Regions from separate parts of the Homo sapiens genome. Here all the other regions are linked to region 3. Evidence: chromatin loops called from intact Hi-C (ENCODE). Cell type or tissue: ovary. All regions are shown on one strand.

The links. A loop is a pair of places that touch in the nucleus more often than their neighbours do. Peaks named below come from ENCODE experiments on the same cell type or tissue, not always from the same donor. Only the 100,000 strongest peaks of a DNase experiment are listed, where the experiment ranks them.
Region 1: it touches region 3 in a loop (5-fold over the local background); 97 of 110 quality-filtered maps call a loop at or near these places.
Region 2: it touches region 3 in a loop (7-fold over the local background); 104 of 110 quality-filtered maps call a loop at or near these places.

What each region holds. Positions count from the first base shown.
Region 1 is chr19:33,770,671-33,773,170 of GRCh38, reverse strand. It overlaps CHST8 (carbohydrate sulfotransferase 8), which reads right to left. Exons shown (of 5, transcript NM_001127895.2): 4 at 1,721-1,758; 5 at 1-1,214. The coding sequence ends at 108. Among named protein-coding and RNA genes, the nearest start is that of KCTD15, 25 kb to the left of the region's middle. In ovary, a CTCF peak has its summit at 1,427 (motif pointing right); a DNase peak (open chromatin) is centred at 1,418.
Region 2 is chr19:33,766,080-33,768,579 of GRCh38, reverse strand. All of the region lies in intron 3 of CHST8 (carbohydrate sulfotransferase 8), which reads right to left. Among named protein-coding and RNA genes, the nearest start is that of KCTD15, 30 kb to the left of the region's middle. In ovary, no CTCF peak of the experiment used is centred here; no DNase peak of the experiment used is centred here.
Region 3 is chr19:33,429,671-33,432,170 of GRCh38, reverse strand. All of the region lies in intron 9 of PEPD (peptidase D), which reads left to right. Among named protein-coding and RNA genes, the nearest start is that of CEBPG, 57 kb to the right of the region's middle. In ovary, no CTCF peak of the experiment used is centred here; a DNase peak (open chromatin) is centred at 1,343.

The DNA of each region.
Region 1 (2,500 bases), 340 kb before region 3:
TCCTCAGAGCCCTGTTGCTCCCAGGATGAGGAGCCAGGGACAGGAGGATGCCCGGGAGCACAGGTGAGTGACCGGGGCAGGGCGGCCCCGGCCAGCTGCGGCGCCCCTCAGTACAGATCTGCAAAGGGCTTGGAATAGTTGAACATCAGGTAATCCATGTAGTAGAAGTCGTAGGTGCGCTGCCTTTGCAGGGCCGAGAGTTGGGCGAAGTACTGGTGGGCGATCCTCGCTGTGGTCCGCGCCTCCTGCGAGTGCCGGTCCTTGAACCGGGGGAAGGTCAGGTTCCGCGGCGCGCGGATGAGGCTCAGGAAGAAGTTGGCATCGTCCTCCATGCTCTCGAACTTGCCTACGAAATCGTAGTCGATGAGGCAGGGGCTGCAGAGCCGGCTGACATGGTCCCAGTGAATGTCCATCCCCACGGGCCGGTGCACGTCCAGCAGGTACTGGACGAACTCGGGAAAACGCACCCCAGAGCCGGTCCGCAGGGCCTCCCGAGAGGCATTGGCGCGGTACCGGGCCAGGATGGCCTTGCCGAAGACCGGGTGATAGTAGCTGTTGGGGTGCTCAAACTTGTCGCGGAAGGCGGACACCAGCCTCTCGAAGGGCTCGCGGACAAAGAGCATCTTGGTGTAGGTGCTGAGACGGTGCAAGATACCCTGGCGGTCGAAGGTGTCCAGGCGCTTGAGAGCGCTGCCATAGTGGACGGTGTTGTGCTGGATGTCGGCAGTGGACGAGGCCAGGCCGGCCAGCACCATGAGCACCCGCTTCCAATTGGAGCAGCCGGCCTTGGGCACCTCGCAGTAGAGCACGCGGTGGCGGTCCTCCACGAAGATACGGGACACGTGGCGGGGCGTGACGGCCCGGCGGCTGCTGCTCGCCCGGTACTTGGCGCAGGCCTCCTGCATCACCCGCTTGCGCTCCTGCTGGCTCCGGTGCAGGCTGACCCAGCGGCCATCCAGCGTCCCGGGTCCCGGCCGGATGAAGGGCGCGTCCGAGCTGTTGGCCGGGATGGTCGCCGCAGCTGGCATTTTCTTGATGAGCAGACGGCGACGGCGCTGGCGGAGCCGCAGACGGGTTCCCCTCTGCAGCGGGGGTTGAGGCTGGTCAGGCGCTGGCAGGTTGCGGCCCCTCGGGGCCCCACTGGATAAGTCCCGAGTGACCCTCTCTGTGGGTTCCTTCAAGTCACCATCCTGGGAGCCGCCTGGTGGGAGGTCCTGGGGCAAGAAGAGAAGTGGTTATCTGAGTGGAAAGGACAGCTGGGCACTGAGGGCCACACAGGTCAGGCTCTCACCACGGCTGGGGTTCCTGTCCCTCTCAGGTGAGGGAGACAGGCTGACTCTGTAGGTGAGACCCCTCCGGTCTGAGCCCTGGCCCGGCACCCAAAGGCCTCCCTCCCGCTGAGGTGTAAGTGTCATTTCGGCCACAAGATGGCGCGGTCCTCCCAGGAACCTGGCCTGGGAGAGGGTGGCGGGAATAGGTGGCCTGCAGGCGGGCTCAGATTTACGGCCTCTATTAGCACCGTGCAAAGAAGCCTTCTAACAAGGAAGGGAAAATTCATGGGTCCAGAGCCCTGGGCTTTGTTCCCAAGGCTCCTGGGAAAGGCTGGACACATTTTTCTTTCCAAGAATGGATCCAATGTGAGCTCCTAATTTTCTTCCCAGCCCTCCCCAGTTTCCCAAGGGCTGTGTGCACTGAGATTTATCTGACTCTCAGAACTTACGTGGTGGGGCTGCCTTGGCCTGATGTTGAACTTTATTCCTGAAAAGCAAACAGAGGAGAGGACAGTATTAGCGGATCTGCCACATGGCTCCCAGGGAACTGCTTATGGGCTGCTGGCTGTGGACATCCAGGCTGGAGGGATCTTGGGGTAGGCTCTAGGGAAAGGCAGCTTAGGGCATGGCTCAGTGCTGGAGCCCCTCCATCCCCTACCCATGCAGAAAATGGGGACGCAGCAAACATGTGGTCCCACTGGCTCGCAGCTGAGGCTCTCTTCTCTGCATCACGCCTGCCTCCTGATGTGATCTACAAGGTCTGGAAAGGCACCCTGCCCAGGTGTGCCCATACCTGCCCTGTGGAGCAGCCAGGACTCTCACAGGCCACCTCCTCCTGCACCCCACCATGTCATTAAGTCACAGGGAAAGGACCCTTCAGAAAGCTCGATCCACTCTCTCTCCACACCCCATCAGCCATGCCCCAGTTCTGGCCACTGTGGATTCTCTATGCTTGGAATATGATTCACACCCACACCTTTGCACACACCAGGCCTAGGAATGGAACGTGCTTCTTCTCCTCTTGCTACAGGAAGTTCCCTAACCTGGGCATTTGCTTTGTGATCTTGGCCTTCTCAGCTGGCTCTGGAGTTCTGGGGTGAGCTAAGCATATCTTGCTCGCCCTGGTCTCCCCCAAAGCCCTAAGCAGCGCCCAGGTAGAGGGTAATTGTCCAGCGTTAACTTACTGATGACCTCAGGAAGACACAGAGAGACCAGTGCATCAATGGCCA
Region 2 (2,500 bases), 340 kb before region 3:
CTCAGTAGGCTGAGACATGAAAATTACTTGAACCCAGGAGGCAGAGATTGCAGTGAGCTGAGATCACACCACTGCACTACAGCCTGAGCAACAGAGTGAGACTTTGTCTCAAAAAAATAAAATAAAATAAAGAAAAAGAAAAAAAATTTACATTTATTTTAGAAATAGTTAGAGATGGGGTCTTGCTATGTTGTCCAGGCTGGTCTCAAACACCTGGCCTCAAGAAATCCTCCTGCCTCGGCCTCCCAAAGGGCTGGAATTATAGGTGCGAGCCACCATACCTGGCTACAAGTTCACTTTCGAATAAAGAAGAAACGTAATGAAGGAAATCTAAAGGGACCTCCCCTTTGCCGTGAACCTAGTGTCCCCACTAGGAAGAAAACTGCTCTTCCATGCACCAGTCAGATAAAGGCTGAAGCAAAAACCACTGCTGGCTCTGGGCAAGTGAAAACCAGGAGAAACCTTAGGTATCCTGGGGCAGGGGTCTGCACATCCCCAAGTGGGCTGCACGTCAGGACCCTGGACAGCTCCATCAGCGCTCAGGGAAGTACAGCTAAGGGCTCACGAGGATGAGGAAGGTTTGCCACCAGGGGTCAGTGGTACCAGTGCCGTGGGGGGCACTTATGGGTGGGAAGGAGTTTTGGCCTCAGTATAACCACCTCCAGCCCCTCTCAAGCCCCCAAATAAAACGTACAATCTAGATAACATCAGTGGCCTTGCAGAGCAACTCCAGCCACAACCCACCTCCTCTTCCATCCAACGCCACCAATGCTGCCACGCACCTTCCCTGCCTCCCCACCTCCACCCCTGCGACAGAATCCAAGACCAACCACGCACACCCCACTTTCGGTGTCTTGAGTTACCTCTCTTCTCCTGTCAATATAAGGTTCACAATCTGTAAGGGAGCTCCATCCCCCCGCACAGTAAGAAATAAACAAGCACTTTCTCTTTCTGGACAGATGACATGCGTGGAGTGGCTGGAACACATGCGCTATGATAAGAGCATCGGTGAGAATAAACAAGGCGTGAGTTATGGGCACTGCCAAATGTGTTCCACAGTGTGAACTCTTCATTGGCTGAAGTTCTCAGCGTTTAGCTGAAAAGCCTCCTGATTGAGGAGAGGCAGAGACTGATGAGTGTGTGAGGCCAGTTTCTTAGTCATCAGGCCTGGGTTTGGGGCAGAGTTGGGGAGGAGGCTATACCAGCATGTCCAAGGAGAAGGGTCTCTTGCCCGCTCCTCTCTAGGCTCACAGGAGGAAGACCTGCAGGGTGCCACACAAAAGCCCCAATCCCCACTGCCCAGGAGCCATGGAGGGTGGTAACTGGGGAGCAGCCTTTTGGTCAGGCCCTGTAGACAGGCAGCACTGACAGGTGAGGACAGGACCCAACTGCCTCGAATGAGCCCTTGGCCTCCCCCAGCCCCAGGTGGCTCACTCTTGGGAGAATGACGGCTGCATTGGCTGCTCATGTCCCAGCCCCGAGCCCTGATGGGCGATGATGCTAGTGTCCCGCCACTCCCATCACTGCGACTGTCCTTAAAGAGTCAAATCTGCAGAGGGACAGGCATGGGAGAGAACTGGGGAAGGAGGGCAGGAGCGGCCATGCCAGTCCCAGGTCCCTGTCTGTGGTGGAGTTTGAGTCGTGCTTCTTGGTCTTTTGGGATTTCCTGATGGGGCCGTTTGTGTGGCCGCGTTTCCATGTGCCCGGGGCTTCTGGTGGCTGAGTCTGCTGGCAGGTTGCCCCACACCCATTGGCGCTGTCCACTCCACGTCCACTTCCATTGCCCAACAGGCCAGGGAGCCTCCAGGGCTTTTGGCTGCTTCTCTTGGCTCAGGCTGGCCCGACTGGGGGTGGGGAGTTCCCTGAAGGCAAGGTCCCGACTGCATCTTGGTCCTCAGCACGTGCAGTACCCGGATTCTGAGCTTCGGCTCCACCTGGACTCCTTACAGTGGCATCTGGTGGGATGAACACTGTTGTCCCGGACAGCCCAGGCTGCCGGCCTCTGCCCTGCTGCTTCCATGCCCCCATTAGGAAGAAGCAGCTCCCACACCTAAGGTGCACACAAGAAAGGCCTCCGAGCCCTGGGGCAGCCCCACAGCTGGTCACGCACCTGACCTCACAGTGCAGTGCTGAGCTACAGATGGCCTGCCCCGAGTGCAGGGTGCTGGCAGGAGAGAAGGTGGGCGGGTTGGGGGAGAGAGGCCTGAGGGAAATGCCAGGCTCCACTCCATGGGAAGTATGAAGGGTTCTGAATGGGGGGGTGGCATGCTAGTTAGGGTTATCAGAGAGACAGAGAGCCCACAGGTGATATATATGGAGGCGGGAAAGAGACGGAGAGAAAGAGAGAGGGAAGGGAGAGGTAGAGGTGGAGGAGGGGAGAAGGAGAGAGGGAAGCGAGACAGGGAGAGGAGAGAAGGAGGAAAGGAAGAAGAAGAGAGAGAGAGGAGAGAGCGAGACGGGTTGATTTTAAGAAACTGGCTCATGTGATTCTGGGGGCTGG
Region 3 (2,500 bases):
CTTCCAAACCTGCCGGTGCAGTGGAGCAGCTCAGGAGCTCTGGGTGGAGGAAGGGATAGGGCTGCACTTTCTTCCCAGAGTGGCCCTTACCTGGGAAGACTTCTTAGCTTCAGCCTATGACTCTTAGACTCGTAATGGTCACTCTGGGTTTAATCTTCCCTTTTTTTTTTTTTTTTTTGAGGTGGTGTCTTGCTCTGTTACCCAGGCTGGAGTGCAGTGTCGCCATCTCAGCTCACTGCAGCCTCCGCCTCCCAGGTTCAAGCGATTCTCCTGCCTCAGCCTCCCGAGAAGCTGGAATTACAGGCATTTGCCACCACACCTGCCTAATTTTTGTATTTTTAGTAGAGACAGGGTTTTGCCATACTGGCCAGGCTGGTCTTGAACTCCTGACCTCAGGTGATCCACCTGCCTCAGCCTCCTAAAGTGCTGGGATTACAGGCTTGAGCCACCACGACCTGCCTAATCTTCCCATTTTGATCATGAGGCCAGGAAGCAGGAAAGAGTGGTCCCTCCACTAGCATTTGCTACCCATCTTCAGGCAGAGGTGCTGCCAGATGGGTGTTAATTGGGAGGGGAGTGTCTCCGAGGATGTCCTTCCCAGGAAGAATTTTTCCCCCTGTGGCAAAAAGGAGAGGTAGAAAGTGGGAGATAATGAAGGAAACATCGAGAGTGGAATTTCAGATGCTTTGTCTTGGGCGGAATGAAGAGAGGAAATCTTTGCTTTGTTTTCTGTCTCCTCTTGGGGAAATTTCCCACATGAGTTTTGGGATGATGAAGATGGGCCCCCAGCCCTGGCCTCCGGCGGGGACCTGGACATTCAGATTTTGGGTGATTTCAACCCATGGTAGAGTTTCCTGATAGAGTCAGGGAGGAATTGGGCTTGAATTGCTTTTCTTTCTTTTCGTCCCTCTCTTCCTTCCTTCGGGAAGGAATTGGGCTTGAATTGCCCTCCTTCCCTCCCTCCCTCTCTCCCTCCCTCCCTCCCTCCCTTCCTTCCTTCCTTCCTTCTTTCCTTCCTTCCTCTCTCCCTTTCTCTGTTCCTCTCTCCCTTCCTCCCTTCCTTCATAGGATCTTGCTCTGTTGCCCAGGCTGGGGTGCAGTGGTGCGATCATAGCTCACTGCCTCGACCTCCTGGGCTCAAGCAGTCCTCCTGCCTCAGCCTCCCAAAGTGCTGAGCCACAGCACCTGGCTGGATTGCTTATTTTTTACTTTGTCCACAACAATGGTATCAAAACAGAGATACACTGTGGTTCCTTCAGCCAGGCTGAAGGTTTTTCAAGGAGCTCTGTGTGCGTGGCAGACGGCGTGCACTTGCGACCTCTGGTGGCAGCTTCCCAGTGTCGTCCTCGGTGGCAGCTGTGCTTGGGGAGTGTGCGCTGTGTCCACTGGGCAGAACACATCAGGACAAGAAGCCCCCTGGGGCCAGTGGGGCGAGGCTGGGGCGAGGGGAGCAGGTCTTTGACAGGTAGCTTTTATTTCTTCCCAAAAGTGTTTTCAAAATGAAAATAGCTTTACTCTGATAAAAAGATACATATGCCAGTAGGAAATCCAGTCAGTACAGAACATTATAAACAAGATAGGAAAAAAACCCTTTGATGCAGAGGCACACAAAACCTTATTGCTGTAGCAAACAGGCTTCCGGTCTCTCTGGGGCACAGACAGACGGGCTTTGATCTGCTGGGCTCACACTGGGCAGAGTTTTTGCAGCAGAAGTCTCTTCCTGGCAGTGAACTGGGGCACACTGGGGCTGCATCATAATCCACTTACCCAGACTGCCCCCGGAAGCCAGGTGGTTCCCAGTGTGAACGACACTTCGACCGTCAACCCTACCTCGCCGTCTCTCGGGTGTCAAACTGACCGTGTCCTTGGGGTAAACTCCTGCAAATGGAATTGCTGGAAAAATGTTGATGCCCAAAGCCCAGTGCCATCTAGAAAAGTTGTTCTCCCTTCACGGCTGGGGCTGGGTTAGTGTCTGGTGAGCAGATACCATGTCCTTCCCGGGGATGTTCTCATTTAATCCCGTGAGGGGGAGCGGAGAGGAGTGTGGCATCCTCTCTGCATTATAGAGACCCCACAGTAGACAGATGGGTCTTAGAGGAGCCAGGTGGCCTCTCTCCAGAAGCCATGTTCTCAGCCAGCGTGCAGGACACCCCTCCTCCCAAACCATGAGTGCCGGTGTGCCCACCCAGGCCTCAAGATTAATTGTGTTATTTCCATTATTCACCTTTATCATTCTGATTAGGGAAAAGTAATACCCCGTCTTTATTTTTGCTGATTTGATTACTGACGAGCTTAAACTTCTCTTGTAAGTATTTCTTGGGCATTTATCTTTGTGGGTTTTCAGTCCTTTGCCCATTTGCAATCGGGACATTTGTGGGTGACTTATTGCTCTGTAATTGGGCTCTTTGTACTATTGTTCTGTGTGTTGGAAATATTTTTCCCAATTTGATGTACAGAAATTGTAAATATCAGTTGTCATGTTGGTCCTTTCCTGTATAGT